Regions from separate parts of the Homo sapiens genome. Here region 2 is linked to region 1. A link is an interaction called in ENCODE POLR2A ChIA-PET data of the cell type or tissue named here. Cell type or tissue: PC-9. All regions are shown on one strand. Each heading gives the region's core, and the rest is flanking DNA. Links, peaks and the distances in the headings are about the cores only.

Region 1 (10,520 bases), core at 1,474-9,473:
TTTAGGAGGCCGAGGCAGGAGGGTTGCTTGAGTTTGAGACCAGCCTGAGCAACATAGTGAGACCCTGCTTCTACAAAAAATTAAAAAATTTGCTGAGCATGGTAGTGTGCACCTATAGTCCCAGCTACTCAGGAGGCTGAGGCAGGAGAATCACTTGGGCCCAGGGGGTCAAGGCTGCCCTGAGCCATGATCGTGCCACTGCACTCGAGCCTGGGTGACAGACCAAGACCCTGTCACTAAAATAAAATAAAATAAATACAGAAAAAAATGTACTAGACAGGGAAATGAACACCAAAATGTTAAGATTAAAAATTATTAACTCTTTTTTATTCCTTGGTGAATTTATTGACTTGTGTTGAGGATGTTGGAACTCTGAAAGTATCTAAATTAGAGAGGAAATCACTTTTATTTGCTTCTAAAGCATATATTATTATGACAGAATGGTTAACTTAGCCCTTTTAAAAAGTTGAGTTGTGTGGGAGGGTGAGTGAGGAGAGAGGATGTGTTTAAAAATGGCTTGTTTATCAGAAAAAGTAGCCCCTCAAAATTAGTTTCAAAATAAGAGACTTGTTTTTAATTTCCTTCTGATCATAATTTTAAATTTTGGTAAAATTAGTGTTAATTAAAAACATACTAAAACAAACTTAAAAATTTTAATGTGGAAATTTTCAGCATTATATAAATAATATAATAAACCCAATGTACCCATCACTGAGGTTCAAAAGTACATGGCCAGTTTTACTTTCCAACATAAGATACTCAGTGTTCTCATTTCCCTGATTGTCATTCATAAGTATATACATGTGTATGTTTATAATTATTTTTAAAAGTTTGTTTGAATCAGGACCCCAATAAGGTCCATACTTTTGGATGGTTTGTAAATTTCTTAAATCCATTTTAATCTATAAATTTCTCTTCTGTAGTACTTTATTTCTTGCAGTTTTATGTTAAAGAAACTTGGTCATTTGAATTAGATAAAATAATTTTCTGAGGGATAATTTTAATATGGAAAAATAGAGATGGTTCAACATCGTGTTTTACAGATTTGTCATTTGTTTATTCCGTTCGTGATTATTTCCATATCCCAGATATGTCATTTGCTTACTACTTTCATGATTATTACCCTGCTTTTAAAGTTAAAATTCATACTTGATTATCATTCTAATCTTCACATTTATGGAATCATGGATTTGATGTCTTTGTTATATTTATCTTAGTACAATTCTTCATTCATGTACCATCTAAAATAATCCTGACCACATATTAGGATACACTGATTTAATATTAATGTCTCCTCTTCTTTTTATTCCCTCCACTTACCTCTCGTGTTGAAATTCAATCAGTTACTCCAAGAGAGACACTTGAGACCTTAGATACGTTTCCTGCATGTCTCCAGAAACAAGGTACATTCTGTGCAAAGTATGGTTTTACTAGCACGCTGTTAGTGAAGTGTGTTACCAATCTGAGATCATGGTTCAGCCAACTCAGCATTTTTATCTTTCAGGTTCAGATTCCATTACATGTGACATATAATTTTACAGGGGAACAAATAAAAACAGGACCCGGCTTCTGGATTCCCATTGAAATAATATTTTTTGTTGATAAATGGAATTAAGTAATAGCTGAAAACATTTTTCTTTCTTTTTTAGGGAAAGTTAAATTTGAAGATGTTAAAATTAAGAAGAAAGTGAATTTCTAAGAAGTTTTAAAAAATTTGTGAGGAAGGCATTAAATTAAATAATTTGAAAATACGAACTTTGGAGGCAAATAGAATTATTAATTTACTTTGCGTGGATCACTATATATAACTATGTAACATATGGATTATCTTTGTTTATATGTCAGAATAAGTATACTGAAAATAACTTAAGAAAACTCTTTTACATGCATTCTTATTTGTATCTCATGTCACTCTGCAAGGAATTATCATTCTCATTTTACAAACTAGGAGACTGAGGGAAGCCCAGAGAAATCATGTAGTTTGTCCATAGGTACACAGCCAGTCAGAGGAGATATTAAGAACCATGTAGGGGTTTGTGTTATACTGTACTAAAAGGACACTGGGTTTGAAGTCGGATGTTCTGGACCTAGTGCTATTTACTGCCTTAGCTATATAAGCTTGGATAGTTTATTTCAGATCACTAGGCTTCTGTTATAGAAATGCTATCATAGAGAATAATAGAGTACCATGGGAGTTTTGAGGAGAGTAGTTACAATTGTTTGATATTATATACAGAACAAGACCATATTCCTAATATTTATCTTGACATGGGGAGCGTCTATGTTGGAGTAATTGGACAATAAGTTGTCATGGGTAGCTTTATTGAAACCTCATGTGACTAGTCACATGACTACATAAAAGAGAGTGTAGGTGGGTATGAGGGGACTTTCCTCCATCACGTGTGTTTCTGGTATTAAGAGGAGAGGTGTTGGGAAGGAAAGGAGGGGAAGGGGGAAAGAGAAACTAATGTCTTGAGAACAGAGTCACAAGTCAAATACATGTGTAATGGATATCTGTTACTTCTTGATAGACACTAATGGCAATCATCTGTATAAGAACAGAAGAAAGTACAGATCTCTACTTTTGTCTGTTTGGCTCTTGCCAAATTCTTCTATCCTGTTCACCAATCCCTTCTAGTTTCCAAGTTCATTTCTCTTAACACTTTCACCATTTACTCGTGTTAGCACCGTAGGATTCTGACTACAGTATGTCTCCCTTTGATTACATATTATTATTGTGCTACAGCTATGTCATCAAGCAATATGATTAGTCTATAAATGAAAGTATTTCACACACTGCATGGCCAATGTAATATATATGTAGTTAAGAAATTATGTGAAGTGAGTGAACCGCATGGAGTTCTGTTTAGTTCATAAACCTTATCCATAAGAAATATTATTGGCTGGGTGCGGTGGCTTATGCCTGTAATGCCAGCATTTGGGAGGCCAAGGCAGGCGGATCACAAGGTCAGGAGTTCAAGACCAGCCTGGCCAATATGGTGAAACCCTGTCTCTACTAAAAATACAAAAAAAAAAACCCCAAAAACCACTAGCCGGGCGTGGTGGCATGTGCCTGTAATCCCAGCTACTCAGGAGGCTGAGTCAGAAGAATCGCTTGAACCTGGAAGGCGGAAGTTGCAGCGAGCCAATATTGCGCCACTGCACTCCAGCCTAGGTGACAGAGTGAGACTCCGTCTCAAAAAAAAAAAAAAAAAGAAAAAGAAATATTATCTCTGATGGCTCTTTTACCTTTTAAAAAACATGAAATCATGTGACATCGGTGTGGTGAAAGGTCAGTCAATTACGAATTGGGACTCAGGATGAAGAGGAGGTCTCAAAGGCCCCCCTCACGATCAGGAAGGCGGAACTGGGGACTCAGTGCATTTCTTTGAGATTCCTTAGATGAATCCTATACATCTAAGTTCTGCCACCAGGATATTAGTTAAAATTCTTATGTTCCAACCACTCAGTACAGACCTGTAGCTTATCGTCTGTGAACATCTAACTTAGTATTAGCATTTCTTTCCTCAAAATAGTGTACACATTTTTTTTTGTTGTTATTTGGAGATATAACCAAATAATAAAGGATACTATTAAAAATCCTTTAGCTTTTGGTAAGTTAGGCAAGGTTTTATATGTAGCCTCTACATAAACATTCTCTTATTTATAGGGTTAAGTTTCAGGAGATAAGAGAAAGATCTTTTGTGAGTAGGATACATTGAAATATTAGACTGTAAGTGAGCTCTGTAGACCAAAATGCTGAAATAGCTTTTCTCATAAGAAAGTTTTGTGTGACAAACACTGCAATTTGCCTATCAGATACTTTTCATCCCCTTTTTTCTTACTAGAAGTACTGTACTTTTTTGAGGGTGGCAGTGTGCCAGCCTAGGAGATTTGCCTTTGTAGACTCCTTGCAGTGCGGTCTAAGTGGTATTTACTAAGGAGTATTTCTATTTCCCTGAGTCAAGTGTTCTTCCATTCCCTTTTGATTTCCTTCTTCCTTTCTGGGAAGTGAACACGATGCTTGGAATTTCTTGCTACCATATGTGAAAATAAAAAAACAGATTAGGCCAGGTGCAATGGCTCATGCCTGCAATCCCAGCACTTTGGGAGGCCAGTTCAGGAGAGTTGCTTGGGGCCAGGAATTTGAGACCAGCCTGGTCAACAGAGCAAGACCCTGTCTCTACAAAAAAGTTAAAAAATTAGCCAGGTGTGGTGACTTATGCCTGTAGTTCCAGCTGCTTTTGAGGCTGAGGCAGGAGGATCACTTGAGCCCAGGAGTTCAAGGCTGCAGTGAGCTATAATCATGCCACTGCACTCCAGCCTGGGCAACAGAGTAAGACCCTGTCTCTTAAAAAATTAAAATAAAATAAAAAGTAGATAAAATCTATGTACATGGGTGGCTGAATAGAAGGAAGGGAGTCTGTGACAATGATGTCATTGGGGAGATGCCCTGGGCTGGTTTCTTTTATTTATACTTCTCTTAACTTGAAGAAAATAACAACTATTCTTTTTTGGGTTTTTTGCTATGGGCAGCTGAATGTAACCCTAATTTTGCTGCCTAAAAATATTTTGTTACATTATCTCATATCACAACCTTGTTATTAAAAGGTATCAGTGCTGCCCCTCTGCTGCCTATATAGATTTTGTCAGTAGACTTGACCAGTGAAGAACTTGACCAGCTGGAATAAAGAAGTTATGAGAAAAAAGCATAATTTCAATGTAATTTGAGTGTAAGATATCATCAAGAATCAAATGATTCAAGACCTCTGTCCTCCTGAGCAGTAAGTTGAAGAAAACCTGGCATCCAGATATGTTCTTCAATTTACAATTAGGTTTCTGTGTATAGTTAGCAGCTTTCACACCTCTTGCAGCCTGGCCATTCCTTAAGAGGTGAAAGGCATTGAGAAAAATGGCATATTATATACATCCGAAAAGTCGCTGTGTTTCTCCTTGACAGTGTCAGCCTGCCTGTACTCCCTGTAAAATATTCATTAGGAATGGAGACTTCATGGTGCTTACTGGTGACATGTTACAAGTGTTCAGGAATTGCTTTCTTGACTTTGTGTAGCACAGAATCATTCCTACGGTGGTGGTGAGAGTATTCAGGCATTTGTGTGCTTGTGGATAGGCCATTTGTGTTTCTTAAGAAACTTGAAAGGGTGTATAGGAGTCTCTGGAACAGCGTTGCTTGGTTTACCTGTATCGGAGTTACCTGCATATCTTAGTAAAAACACAGATTCTTGTGCCTTATTCAAGATTTACCTAATTAGTATATTAGGACTAGGGAGTGGGTCTTAAGAAGCAGTACTCGTGATTTAAGGACACAAATGTTTGAGAAATACTGTTTTTGAGCCTTCCTAGATTCCCCCACCTTCCCACACAAGTTCTTTAAGTTGTGTGTTTGTGTTAATATTATGGTGCTGAATTAACCCATTCCTTTTGGTGAATGCATCTTTCACTACAGGCATTTGTTGTTGACACTGATGCAGTCCAGCTTGCTGAATGGCGGTTCTGCATGTGAAATCAACATTTAGATTGATTTTACACGAGTGTTTAATGTTTGTGGAAAGTACTTTTCTTGGATTAGTTAATATTCTTGAATTGAAATGATCTGTTTTTTAATGAATAGCCAAAGAGCTGCTGTTCCTTTAATGGTGCTTATATGACTTACAAAATTCATTTTCAAGTTTCCTAGCAATTTTTATTACTTCCATTTTATTGGGAAAATCTTTTTTTCTCCTTTCATAGGTGTTAACTTTTTAGTCACACTTTCCTAAAGCTCTTTATAAATGGAAAAATAATTTTTTTAAAGTAAACCATGATATTCTTAAAATAACTTGCTTCTACTTTGAATAGATTAAAAACAATGAGTGTCACTTCTAAACCATACCTTTGTGTTTAAATGCATACCGTAAGTAGCCATGGAACAAACATCTTTTGTTATTTTTGATACAAAAATTTCACTTCTAAGTAAAAGACATAAGAAAACACATATCCATAAAAACCTGATTCTGTACCTATTTAAAATAGAACACTTACACATTTTAAAGTGTTTCTACTTTTCGAGTCAGATCTTCAGCAATGCCAGTTGCAGTTTAGCCTGAAGGTGTTTTTGAGGGTTCCTGGTTGAGCATGTGTTTTACATTCCCCCTCTCCACCCTCTTTGTTTATTGGACTGTTTTAGTCATCATAAAGTGCTTCAATCTTTACTAAAGCAAATGCCGTAAAGGATCTGCCTTACAGGCAATTATTTCTCCATGAGTAAGGTGAGGTAGCAGTACTACGGAAGTGAAGTCAGCTGGGAGTACAGCTCATCTCCTTGTATGGAAAGTAATTTTGCAGGAAGAATTACTTTGTACGCCACCCATTAACAGTTAGGCATTCCAGAAGATGCTCCTTTTGGAATGGTCATAAAGGTGTGTTTTCTTCTTTTGATGAACTATAAGTAGCCCTGGAAGATTTGGCACTCCTTCATTCTTGCGTAGTATATGGGCCGTCTTTAATAGTATATTGTCTATTTTTAATCATGGAGGAATAGAATGGCTAATTGAGACAAGTAGCTGTGTTAGCAGCTGTGAACCGGGCCTATCTATGTCAGTCTGGAATACTTTGTCCCTGGTTCTGGAACTTTACAGGGTGTGGGAATGCTTGATGAATTATCTTAGGTTACACAACATGCAGTTCTTTGGAATGCATATACATGTATATTATACATACTTTGGATAGACACTTGTATTTGAATACTGAGTAGTATATAAATGATGAAGTCATTTTAGAGTTTGACTGTCAGGCAGTTAACATTTGTTGCTTTGTGGTTTTGTCATAATATGATCCTTACTAATTAGGTGCAGAATATTCAGAATATTGAGTAGTATCTGGTTACATCTCTTTTATGACATATATATAAATATAAAAATATTTATCTAAAACTTAAGGTTTAATGATATTTATACAATATTAAAACAGTATAGGAATATACAAAAATACAAGGCCTGGCACAGTGGCTCACACCTATAATCCCAGCATTTTGGAAGGCCAAAGTGGAAGAATTGCTTGAGCCCAGGAGTTCAAGACCAGCCTGGGCAACATAGGGAAGGCCCCATCTCTACAAAATTTAAAAAATAAAATAAAATAAAATTTCCTCAGCCTCTTCCAGCCTTCCTGCTTCCCATATGTAATCTTTCCAGCACTTTTGTCTTCATTTGGTTGCTCTAATATGCTCCAACTTCCCCCACAAATACATGTTGTTCTGCAGCTTTCTTTTTTTTCTTTAATATATATCATGGGTATGTGTCCAGGTCAGTACGTATAGACATTTATCATATTGATGTAACATATTTATGCATCAGAATTTCTACTGATATTGTAATTATTTTTTATATCCAGAAATTTTTAAATGAATGTTTTTGTGGGTTTTTTTTTGCCTAATATATATTTTTATGTGGCTATAAATAAAAAATCAAATATGAACTGTGGGGGGTATAATCTTATTGAGTGTAATAATTTGTATGCAAATTTTAGTTAAAATTAATAAACAATTTCAAAATAATGTAAACATTTTTGTCAACAATGACTAAAATATTATAAACTCTTTATGAATGTTTTCTATATACTTGTTTCTGTATAAAATAATATCTAATGATTTTAGATTGCATTATAAATATTTTAACCCTTGATATCTGCTGCAAATGTGCTTTCTATTCAGTTCTTCTCAAAATTAAAATAAAAATAAGCTTATTAAAGACTTATAAGTAAAATAACTAGAATTATATTCCATACACTATGTATTATTTATTCATATTACTGAAAATTACTGATTATATCCTTCCATATAACAGTGGAAAAAGAATTGGTTTGGTGACTCGAAGGACTTGATGGTCAAATTAATTGATTTTGGATATTTCATGTATTCTCATTTTAAAACTTTTCTTTAGTTTCTTATTTATTATCCTGTTTAATGTAGGCTGGTATTAAAATGAGTCAGCATTTCTGATAATTGTGTAAATGTTAAATGATAGCAGAAGCCAATTTAGGATTAAACAAAAATTGTTGTGGCTCCTCTGCTAATCACATAATCCAAATGTGAATTGAGAGATTATTCAAGAAGTGATGATTCAAGAAGTTAAATAATACTTTTAAATGACAATTTTTATAAATTGCAATGATAAGTAATTCAATAAATTAATTTGGGTTTACCCAGAAGAGCATAGGAGTGCTTTCTTAATATACTTTTCAGTTCCATGACTAGTTATTTTTATACTGCTATGTGAATGTGAATTTTGTACTATAATATAAAATGACTGTATACCATTGTTTCTTATACAACTTTATTTGTCAAAAAACTCATTATACCCTACCTCTATCATAAAGCAACATATCTATTCCCACTGGGAATTTTCATATGCTAGTGTGGACCTTGTTTGTGTTTACTAACAGAAATCTTTGATATATTAATTGAGAGATACAGTCACTGTTTCATTGTGGGAAAACTGATGATCATCACCTTATTCAGAGCAAAGCCAAATGCTGATTCCGACTGCTAAGGGGATTGATTTAACTGGCACCTAGCATTTGTACTTTAGAGAAGAAACTTAACCTTCTTCTAAGCTTTTGAGGTATTCAGGTGTTTGATTAAATCATTTCTTTCCAGAGATTTTTAACTCTGACATTGATTATCCTTATCTAATATTTTAGAGTTAACATTATCATATTATAGAACCTTTTACTATTTCCAGTTCTATTTAAATCCTGGGACAGTTTCCTTTCCTTTTTGGACTGAGAACAAATTGAATATTGAATAATCTCTTTGGAATGTATCTTTTAGGGCCTTGTTAACTGGATGAATTCATCACTTTCATATTATGCTGCTATTCTTTCATGCCTTTCGAGATTTTCAATGAAAAGTAAGTTTCACAGCCTTTACAACTGAGAAGCATCAGCTGTGTTGATTTTTTTTTACAGCATTGGTAAGGTGAATGTGCATTTTATCACCTCTGACTCATGGAAGTTAGGGGTTTCTTGTGCCGGAATCAGATAAAGGAAGGAATATCATTTTTATAATATGATAGAAATCTTTAACCTACTTTAAAATATTCTCCCTTCATTTTTAAATAATATTTTAATTGACATATCTTAATTCTATACTTATGGAGTACAATGTGATGTTTTGATATATGTAAACAATGTGGAATGATTAATGCAATCTAATGCATATCCCTCTACCTCAATTACTTATCTTTTTTTTGTGGTGAAACATTTGAAGTTTATTCTCCTAGTTTTTTCAAATATACGTTATTATTGACTGTAGTCATCCTGCTGTGCTATAGGTCTCAAAACTTATTTCTCCTGTCTGTCTGAAACTTTGTATCTTTTGACCAGTAACTCCCTATTCCCTCCCCTCAATGTCCTCCTTTAAAAGTAATTTGTATAATAGTCAATGCTGATACACTTTTTTCAGCTTTAAGAATTGTTTTTCTTTTCCCATTTCCCATGAGTTAATGGATAAGAGAGAGGACCAATTTAAATTTATGAAGCAGGATCTTCAATGTGTTTGCTAGCTTGAAAGGTACTCCACATTTTTATTATAAGAGAATGTGTTGGAATTAACTGAGTTTGTGTTGAATTATACTTCCTCTCTTTTTTTTTTCTCTCCCCATCCTGTTTTCTCTCTTTCTGATTGGAATGAATTTATTAGGATCTTCCACATGCAGTGTGCATGCACTGTGGTAGTTTTTAAAATTTAGGTGAAGTTTACATAACATGAAATTAACCATTTTAATGTGTATAATTCGGTGGCATTTTGGTATTTTCAGTATTGTGTGACCACCTCTATCTAATTACAAAACATTTTCATTACTCCAAGAGGAAACTTGGTACCCATTGAGTATTTACTCCCCATTTCTCCTGGCAGCCATCAGTCTGTTTTCTGTCTTTACGGATTTACCTATTCTGGGTATTTCATATAAATGGAATCATATGTGTCCTTTTATGTCTGGCTTTTTTCACTTACCATAATGTTTTTGTGGTTCATCTTTATTACAGCATAATACCGGTTTCTTACTCCTTTTTATTGCAGAATAATATTCCATTGTGTTATCATATGTTTATTCATTCATCAGTTGGTGGTCATTTAGGTAGTTTCCACTTTTTTGCTATTGTGAATCCTGCTGCTGTGAACATTTGTGCACAAATTTTTGTGTTGACAGATATTTTTATTGCTCTTAGGTATAGACCTAGGAGAGGAATTAGTGGGTCATATGGTAATTCTATGTTTAACTATTTGAGGAACTATGAGACTATTTTCCAAACTGGGTGCACCATTTTAACTTCCCACCAGCAGTGTATGAGGGCTGCACTTTCTCCATATAACATGGCAACACTTGTTATTGTCTGTAGTCATCTTGGTGAGCATGAAGTGGTATCATTGTGCTTTTATTTGCATTTTCCTGATAGCTAATGATATTGAGCATCTTTTTATGTGCTTATTGGACATTTGTATATCTTGTTTGGAGAAATTG
Region 2 (10,520 bases), core at 1,018-9,017, 53 kb before region 1:
GCTCTTGCCCTAAAATATCATCTCATCCCATCACACCATTACTCATGATTCCCTTGCCATGCTTTATCAGTCTTTCTAGCATTTAGCATCACTCAAAAATAATGTACGTACGTGTTTTATTGCCTGTGATACACATCAAAATGTTAAGTTCCTGAGGGCAAAGACATTTTTTAAATCACCAGAGTCACATTCCTAAAACAGCGCTTGGGTTGTATGTGGTGGCTCATCCCCGTAGTCCCAGCACTTTGGGAGGCAGAAGCCAGAGGATCATTTGAGCCCAGGAGTTTGAGACCTCGTCTCTACAGAAAGTTTAAAAATTAGCTGAGGATGGCAGCACGTGTCTGTAGTCCTAGCTACTTAGGTGGCTAAGGTGGGAGGATCACTTGAGCCTGGGAGGCAGAGGTTGCAGTGAGCCAAGATCGTACCACTGAACTTCAGCAGCCTGGGTGACAGGGTGAGACCCTATCTCAAGACAAATAAGCAAATAAAACAATGCCTGTCATAAAGCAGGTGCTTAATAAATATTTTTTGAATGAATGAAGCTTGAGCATCTCTAGCTATCTAGATAGTTTAATGAAGTGTTTCCTATCATTTGTTTTCCTATAATCCTTCTAGACCCTATTATGCTTAACTACCACTAGTCAAATGTTTGGAGATACCCATTGTTTTTCCCTAGCAGAGGCACAAAGAAAGAGCTAATCAGAAATAATTGGACTAGCTCCAGTACTGGTTTTTAAAATATTGCCAACAATCTAACACACTAGAATAGGTGCTTAATTGTGTATTGTAAAAACTTTGTCTCAATGTAGGTAAAGAGAAAAACAAAAGAAAATATTGTTAATATTTGTATTGTTTGATGTGTTCTTTTTAGATGCACAACTCATTTCTCTCTCTCTTTTTTTTTTTTTTTTTTTGAGGCAGAGTCTCACTCTGTCACCCAGGCTGGAGTGCAGTGGTAAAATCACAGCTCACTGCAACCTTGACCTCACGGGCTTAGGTGATTTTCTCACCTTAGCCTCCCAAATAGCAGGGACTACTGGTGCATGCCACCACACCCAGCTAATTTTTTGTGTTTTAGTAGAAATGGGGTCTTGCTATGTTGGCCAGACTGGTCTCAAACTCCTGGGCTCAAGCCATCTGCCCACCTTAGCCTCTCAAAGTGCGGGGATCACAGGCGTGAGCCACTCCTCCCAGCAGTACAACTCATTTCTAAGGAAATCTTGACAAGTATCTCCCAGTGGAAGGCTGGGCCCATGTGTATTAACCACACATTTGGTTGCTCCAGACAATATCATGGCTTTCATGAGACTTCAGGGCTGCAGCATTCTATATTAAGCGGGATCACTCTGCTCCACTGGATCACTCTGATCTGCTGCTTCTGGAACACTGCCAAAGCTACAAACATCTTCAAAGCCCTTTTTAAAATTACAAGGTGAAACTATTTTCTCAGTGTTTATTCATGTTTTTCATGATATAAATGATGATCTTTCCTTAACTTCAGACATTATTGTTAATGGATTGTTTCAATCCATTTGCATCTGTAAGTATCCATCATACAACCCTTACAGAAAATTCTTAACCACTTTTTACATTCTCCAATGTAAGCAAATAAGATATGAGATTCAAAATCACCCTTAAGATATCCCAGCTTTCTCCCAGGGCTATGTGACCATTTAATTCATTGCCCTGGCCCCATTATTTATTTGGCATGATGAAACCTAGTAATCAAGTAAAACAGCTAATTAAGAAAAAAATGTTAATTTGTTCATGGTTTCCACTGAAATATAGACAATTTAAAAGAATTTAGGACTTCAGTTAAAATATCTGTAAGATTTGGGGTTAACAAAAAATGTGTTGATTTGGATGTTGCTTGCAGGTTTCACACAATCAAGTGGTTCTCACTTAACAAGGAAGACAATATAAATTCCTACAAATATGGTAGTAATTTAATTCTAGCAATCACATCTTTACATATAATGCATAATATGCAATATTTTGAGGGGCTAGGACAGCAAGAATGGACACACCAAAGCTGAGTTGTAAACTTTTGCCTTAAGTTTAAAGCATAATGAAATCTGCCTAAAATGGCAATCACAATGGTACTGGAAGGAAGCAAAGGTGACGCAGTTGAGAATTTATGGAGATTATTCGTAACAGGTTTAAAACCTAATTTTAAAAAACCCAGCCTATTTTATTCATATACCTGTTATATCTGGAGACTTGTCAACTGATCCATGTCAAAATTCATGCAATAAATAGGACTTATTAAAGCTAAGCTCTAATGTACTTATGCAGTACTCTCATTTGATGTGAGATTAGCTTGGATGTCTGCTTTAATCCTTCTTTCTCCTGGTTGTGGCCCATGCAGACCACTCCTTAAGCCAGAAAGTGTTCTGGGAGCTTGCTGAAACTGTGTGACAAAACTAGGGGCTTCCCTCTGAGCTAGGTACACAATAGGGACTCTATAAATCCTATTCTCTTTCATTTTATATGCCATATAATCCTATTTCTGAAGTGATGCTTGCATTCAAGTTTGGGTGCTGTATCGTATTGTCTTACAGTTGCTAGAAAGTGCCTTGAAATAAACAGAACATAGCCAGGTGCAGTGGCTCACACCTGTAATCCCGGCACTTTGGGAGGCTGAGGTGGGCAGCTCACTTGAGCCCAGGAGTTCAAGACCAGCCTGGGCAACATTGTAAAACCCCATCTCCACTAAAAATACAAAAATTAGCCCGACGTGGTGCTATGCACCTGTAGTCCCAGCTACTCAGGAGGTTGAGGTGGGAGGATTGCTTGAGCCTGGGAGGTGGAGGCTGCAGTGAGCAAAGATTGCACCACTGCACTCCAGCCTGGACAACAGAGCAAAACCCTGTCTCAAAAATAAATAAATAAATTAATTAATTAATTAAAAAAACCAGAGCAGATAGAAAAGTTTCTACCCTTGGGTATTTCTTTTGCCCCATATCTGTTATAGCTTTCATTAAGAACTTGTTTTTAACTTTCAAAGGAAATAGGGAAAAGTAGTGAGTAGTGGAATAAAAAGATTCTTGGCAATGTTATTTTGAAGAACAAATAATTCCATACTAAAAATTCATCAAGTTTGGCCAAATAAATAGCTGCTTTCCACTATATAGCACATTACTTCTCTTTCAATAAGGTTCTGTTGTTTTTTTTATGTCAAGGGATTTCACAGTTTAGAGAGATTAAGTAGTGAGTCCTACTTGTAATTCTTGGACAGGCCCCAAAAAGAAGTAATCTGTCTGAAGGAAAAAGAAAAGTTTTGTTTTGTTGATCCATGATTGTATTTATTTAACATTTATTTAAGGATCTATGGGCAAATGTAAACATCACTTCTCTCCTTTTGTAAGTAAATGTAATTGCACTATATCCCCTCTTATTACTTCATTCCCTATTTTTATTTGCACTCTTAGGATAAATAAACATCAAAAATATCATTTATCTCTTTGAATGTATAGAAATATAGACACCATTTTAAATACTTAGTTAGATGATATATGAAAATGGGAAAGAGAGGTTTGAAATCTTTGGCTTTAACCCATAGACATAAAAGCCAAAGTGCTTGCTATGGTTTGAATGTGTCCTCTAAAACAGGGGTGCCCAACCCCCTAGCCGTTGATGGATGCCAATCAGAGACCTACTGGAGCCAGGCCGCAGAGCAGGAGGTAAGGGGAGGCCAGAGAGCATTACCATCTGAGCTCCGCCTCCTTTCAGATCAGCAGCAACATTAGATTCTCACAGAAACACAATCCCTATTGTGAACTGAGCATGCAAAGGCTATAGGTTGCATGCTCCTTATGAGAATCTATCTAATGTCTGATGATCTGAGGTGGAACAGTTTCACTGGAAACCATCCCTTCCTCGGCCCCACCCCACCCCATCCCCACACCCTCCTCACCACTGCCCCACCTCAACCCTCGATGTTTGTGGAAAAATTATCTCCACGAAATGGGTCCCTGGTGCTAAAAAGGTTGGGGACTGCTCCTCTAAAAAGCATATTTTGGAAACTTAATCCCCAAAGCAAAAGTGTTGAAAGGCAGGACCTTTAAGAAATGATTAGGGCATGAGTGCTCTACCCTCATGAATGATTAGTGTCATTATCAAGGGACTGGGTTCATTATCCAGACAGTAGATTTGTTATAACTGTGAGTTAGACCCTCTCTTGCTCTCTCTCTTTGCCCTTCCACTGTGGGGTGATGCAGCACAAAGGCCCTCAGAAGGCCCTCAGCAGATGTGGCCCCACTTCTTGGACTTCACAGCCTCCAGAACCATAAGCCAAATACATTTCTGTTTATTCTAAATGACCCAGTCTCAGGTATTCTGTTACAGCAGTGGAAAATTGACTAAGACAGTGCTACAGTTGGAATCTGCAACACAGTAGTCAAAATGAAAGAGTTTGACTCTGAATGATTATAAGGTAAAGTGGTGGCTTCATTTTCCCACCTTTTCTCCAGTGTGAAAAGACAGAAGGAGAGATTACTCTTTGAATAAAGAAAACTATATTTTTCATGCATTTAAAAAATTTCCTAAATTCCTATAGCAATCAAACTCCAGCCACTGGTCAGGTAACCTTGGATAAATTAACTAATCTTCCTAAACTTCAGTGTTCTCATTTGTAAGTGTGAATAAAATTTATAGCTACTTCATAGGCTTATTATGAGAATACACGTGTAAAACACCTAGCCTAGTGTATTGAACAGAGTAGGTGTACAATGAAGAGGACCATTATTGTTTATTATTTCTCTTAAACCAGCTATGCGAAAGCTTATGTAGTTACCCTGAGAAACACATATGTTTGCTTATTACATAAATATTTAATGAATACCTACTATGTATCCATCACTTCCTGATGCTGGGGACATATTAGTGAACAAGACGAACAAATTCTGCCTTCACAGTGCTTATGATCTGGAAGGTAAACTGACATTAAACAATAATTACTCAAATTACCATGTATTTACTAGCATAACAAGGGCTGTGAAGGAAAAGTGCAGATGCTATAAAAATATAAATACAGTGTGTGGAAGTAAGTTTTTCTGAAAAATCAGAGAAGGCTGCCACAGGGAAATGACATTTACACTAAGATCTAAGATCAACAAGACAAATGTGTAGGGGTGGCACTGATGGAATACAGTGAAGTAATTAAAATGTGTAAATAAAACCATACAAAGGATCTCATTTTCCTGAAGACATTTTTATTTTTTGAAAATGGTAAGGGTTATTTGTAAAAATTTCTAAGGGTTCTTACAGATTGAAACTATTATAGGAGTTACTGAGTTGTTAGATTCAATATAAAAATTTTAAAAATTAATCTTACTGAACTTCAGCTTCAATGATGTAACTTACAACATGGAAATGGATAAGGTATTATTTTCTTTGGAGAGTTTTAAAAATTTGTTTATATTTTTAGGCATCATTGTGAAGTGGAAAGAGCATTGAATCACATGTCAGGAGATCTGGGTTCTATTTCTACCTGTTATTGGTTCAGTGGGAAACCATAGGCAAGGCATTTAAACCACAGTTCCCTGTTTTGTAAAAGAGGGTATTCCTTTCAACAGCCTGACTTACAGAAGCTAGGTAGAGGAGCACTGACAGCTTAGGTGACAATAGTGTGGATTGGGGTCAGACGGTTCCTGATACCTCATTCTTTCACCTAAATATTTGTTTGCTCTTCTTTTCTGGTTTTATGACAGGAAAAGGACCAGGAGTCTCGTTAAGATTGAAAGGAAAGAAAGGAAAAGATCAGTAACTTTTGTTGATGATAATGGGACAAATTAAAACCAAAATGAACAAACAACCAAAGCAAAGATGTATCATAATAAAAGCCTTAAAAATAGCCTTAAAATTGTAATCAGTTGTTATAACAACGTAGTGCAATAGCAAATTTACCAACAAATAACACCCAGAGTTTCTTCCTCATGTCAGTTAACTACTTGCAGGGTTTTCATTTGTTAGAAAGTAATATGCTAACCACTCAGATGTTTGTACTTACAACTTTTTCAATGGAAAAAGTATAAAGAATGATAAGCACTGCACATATCTTCAATGTGTAGGCCACTCTGAGCTAAATATATCATGTTATGATATTGTCAGATAATTTTATTATCACTTTGTAGGTGGGCTCCACAAAGAAAGTACTTTTCAATTGACTTAGGCAAAGAATTCATGACTAAGACCCCAAAGCAAAGGCAACAAAAACATAAATAAATAAATGGGACCTAATTAAACTTAAAAGCTTCTGCACAACAAAAGAAATAATCAGCAGAGTAAACAGAGAACCCACAGAGTGTGAGAAAATCTTTGCAACCTACGCATCCAACAGAGGACTAATACCCAGAATCTACAGGGAACTCAAACAAATCATCAAGCAAAAAACAAATAATCTCATCAAAAAATGGGCAAAGGACATGAATAGACAATTCTCAAAAGAAGATATACAAACAGCCAACAAACATATTTAAAAATGTTCAACATCATTAATTATCAGGGAAATGCAAGTTAAAACCACAATCAGATACCACCTTACTTCTGCAAGAATGGCCATAATTAAAAAGTCAAAAAACACTAGATGTCGGCATGGATGTAGTGAAAAGAGAACAATTTTACACTGCTGATGAGAATGTAAACTGGCACAACGACTATGAAAAACAGTATGGAGATTCCTTAAAGAACTAAAAGTAGATCTACCATTTGATCCAGGAATTGCACTACTGGGTAGCTACCCAAAGGCAAGAAGTTATTATATGAAAAAGATACATGCACATGCATGTTTATAGCAGCACAATTCACAGTTGCAAAGATATGGAACCAACCTAAGTGCCCATCAACCAACAAGTGGTTAAAGAAAATGTGATATGCATATATATATACACACACACCATGGAATACTACTCAGCCACAAAAACGAATGAAATAATTTCTTTTGCAGCAACCTGGATAGAGCTGGAGGCCATTATTCTATGTGAAGTAACTCAGGAATGGAAAACCAAATATCGTACGTTCTCACTTATAAGTGGAAGCTAAGCTATTAGGATTCAAAGGCATAAGAATGATATAATGGACTTGGGGACTCGGGGAGCGGGGAGAGATTGGGGGGTAAGGAATGAAAAATTACTTATTGAGTACAGTGTACACTGCTCAGGTGAGGGGTTCATCAAAATCTCAGAAATCACCACTAAAGAATTTATCCATGTAACCAGGCTGGGCACAGCGGCTCACGCCTGTAATCCCAACACTTTGGGAGGCCAAGGGGGGCAGATCATTTGAGGTCAGGAGTTTGAGACAAGCCTGGCCAACACGGTGAGACCCCTATCTCTACTAAAAATCCAAAAATTAGTTGGGCATGATGGCACATGCCTGTAGTCCCAGCTACTCAGGAGGTAGGAGAATCACTTGAACCAGGAGATGGAGGTTGCAGTGAGCCAAGATTGTGCCGCTGCACTCCAGCCTTGGCGGCAGAATGAGACTCCATCTCAAAAAAAAAGAACTTATCCATATAACCAAAACCACCTTTAAACCCAAAAACTGTTAAAATAAACATAAAAATTTAATTATAAAAGAAGGAAGTACTTGTCAATCCATAATGATAGTTATTATGTAGATAAGAAAACAGGCCCAGCAGGGTGGCTTACACCTGTAATCTCAACACTTTGGGAGGCCAAGGTGGAAGAACTGGAAGGATGTCCTGAGTCCAGGAGTTTGAGACCAGCTTGCACAAGGTAGAGAGAACTAGTATCTACCAAAAAAAAAAAAAAAAAGAAAAAAAAAGAAAAGAAAAAAAATTAGCTGGACAGGATGGCCATACCTGTAATCTCAGCTATTAGGCAGAAGAGTGAGGGGTTAGGGAAAGGATATTAAGATTGGAGGATCTCTTTGAGCTCAGGAGATTAGGGCTGCAGTAGCTGTGATATCACCACTGTGCTCCAGTCTGGGTGACAGAGCAAGACCCTATATCAATCAATCAATCAATCAATCAATCAAACAGGTAAATCAGAATTAAAAAATAGAAGATTGCTATCTGAGTCTATTTTGTGCTGCTTTTAACATATAATTTTTATATATAAAATATAATAACATCTAAGACTGAGTAATTTATACTGAACAGATACTTATTTGGCTCACAGTTCTGGAGGCTGAGAACTCTAAGACTGAGGGGCCAGATCTGGTGAGAGTCTTCTTGCTGCATCATTGCAGGCTGAAGGCAGAAGGGCAAGAGAGCTCACGAGAGAAAGAGAAGGGAAGGGGATAGTGCTCATCTTTTTATCAGGAACCCAGTCCCTTGATAACGACATTAATTCATTCGTAAGAGAAGAGCCCTCATGACTTAATCATCTCTTAAGTTCCACCTCTCAACACTGCTGCATTGGGCATTGTTTCAATATTTGGACTTTGGAGTACACATTGAAACCACAGCAATTACCTTAGAGTTTGTGGAACTAACCCGTGGATTTTTTTAACTTCAAAGCTAAAAAGTGGATTATTTTTGGTGAGATTATTTATCTCCAACATTATACTTTGTAAATAAGATAACCAAATGTCATTATTTCAGAGATGTTACTAATACCTAAATGCTACAGCAAGAAAATTTCTTCTGCATCCCAGCGAGTCTGTCACTACATAGTCTTCCAGTCAACTGTCTTGGAACAGACAAGCAGAAGAGGAAGCTATTCTTTACAAATGCGAGAATCAAAATGCGTTGGCAATCAATAAGGGTATAATAAAATGACCTCTAATATTATTCCTTTGGATAAAATTAATTTTTAAGAATTTGTGTCTGTAGAGAGTGATGGGGTTCAAGACACAGTACCCCAGTATATGGCACCTTGGCATTTAAGAAAGCAGCAGAAGCAGGAAGTCTTTCTCCACACTCTTCTCCCATGAAGCAGGCCATAAAAGAATTATCTGACCTTCCTCTGAAGCAGGTTATAAGACCCTTTTGTGAGAGATGCCCTCCCTAAACCTAGAAGAATGTCCTTATCTCTGAAGACACAGGGACACAGAGAAGAATCTGAACAAACTAAGTTTCCCCCAGTTTATTACCATTATATCATACCCCTTTTGTGCAGTCATCCTTCTCTACAACTATCCACTCTTTCATCAAACTTAGCAAAAAAAATACACTGATTTCCCTTTTTCTTTGGTTCTTTATTTCTGAAGGCTCTTGAGTCACATAAAACTTAAATAAATTTGTATGCTTGTTTCTTGACAATTTCCTTTTTGTTACGGGTGTTTCAGCCATATTTTAGCCACTGGTGGGAAAAAAAATCTTTTCTCCTTCAGAACAGGGTGGTTGATCAGGTCAAATTCTTATGAATTGGTGAGGGTTGGGCTAGAAAGGAAGCCACTTAGAACAAATGAAGGAAGTCATGAAACCTCACGGCCTGTTGAAAGCTTCTCATTTATTCCTGTTCACAGTATGAGACAGATCTAATGAAACAGAAATTTTAATACTATAAGAAGTCTTGAATTTGTTTCAATTTTCAACCCTTTGATAAAGAAAAGCTAATATATAATAATAAATTGATAGCATATACATGCACAAAGGAAAGACAGAATCTGTTTTATTAATCTTAGAAACAAATATTAATAGAGTCAACAAGCCTGGAAAAAGATGAAAATGTGTTTTTCTAGTGTTCAACCTGAAAATCTAAGTAAGAACTTTGATTCTTTGGGAAGCCAACCCTTAGAAATTGGGTTACAGGCTAGTCTTTCTTTAACCATCTCAGAAAAAGCAATCAAACAACTGTAGTCTTTTCTCTGAAATCTGGAGAAACAGGAAAAATCTGCATTTGTGTTTTGCCAGTGTTCAAATCTAAATGACCTGAGGTGTGGTAGAAAGCACGCTGGGGAGTCAATAGTTGCTCAGTCGGTTGCTTCCTAACCTTCAGCAAGGGGCCTGGGAGTTTCCCTCAAGAGGGACGACATTAATTTAAAATGCTACTCATGTAGGTAATCTACAACCTTGGAAATGGTATCTCTGGCCGGGCGCGGTGGCTCACGCCTGTAATCCCAGCACTTTGAGAGGCCGAGATGGGCAGATCACGAAGTCAGGAGATGGAGACCATCCTGGCTAACACGGTGAAAACTCGTCTCTACTAAAAATACAAAAAATTAGCCGGGCGTGGTGGCGGGCGCCTGTAGCCCCAACTACTCGGGAGGCTGAGGCAGGAGAATGGCGTGAACCCAGGAGGCGGAGCTTGCAGTGAGCCGAGATCGCGCCACTGCACTCCAGCCTGGGTGACAGAGCGAGACTCCATCTCAAAAAAGAAGAAGAAAAAGAAAAAGAAATAGTATCTCTTCATAATGAGGTGTTTCATTAATAGAAAGGAAAAGAAATAGTATCTCTTCATAATGAGGTGTTTTATTAATAGAAAGAAATAGAAATTAGGCACTCCGACAAGAAAGAGTTTGAAACTAAGCCCTTATTAGTGTTTTCCAACTGCAGCCTGTGGAAGCTGTGTTAGCGGCATCCTAAATCACTTGCTGAAGTCATCACCCTACAA

What was found. Peaks named below come from ENCODE experiments on the same cell type or tissue, not always from the same donor. Only the 100,000 strongest peaks of a DNase experiment are listed, where the experiment ranks them.
Region 2: POLR2A ChIA-PET joins it to region 1 with 5 read pairs; 3 of 35 experiments call an interaction of 5 or more read pairs at or near these places.

Annotation. Positions count from the first base shown.
Region 1 is chr4:94,482,652-94,493,171 of GRCh38, forward strand. The region is part of intron 2 of PDLIM5 (PDZ and LIM domain 5); the gene reads left to right. Among named protein-coding and RNA genes, the nearest start is that of PDLIM5, 36 kb to the left of the region's middle. In PC-9, for the core only: no CTCF peak of the experiment used is centred there; a DNase peak (open chromatin) is centred at 6,210.
Region 2 is chr4:94,430,452-94,440,971 of GRCh38, forward strand. No RefSeq gene overlaps it. Among named protein-coding and RNA genes, the nearest start is that of PDLIM5, 16 kb to the right of the region's middle. RefSeq lists a silencer at 9,908-10,070. In PC-9, for the core only: no CTCF peak of the experiment used is centred there; no DNase peak of the experiment used is centred there.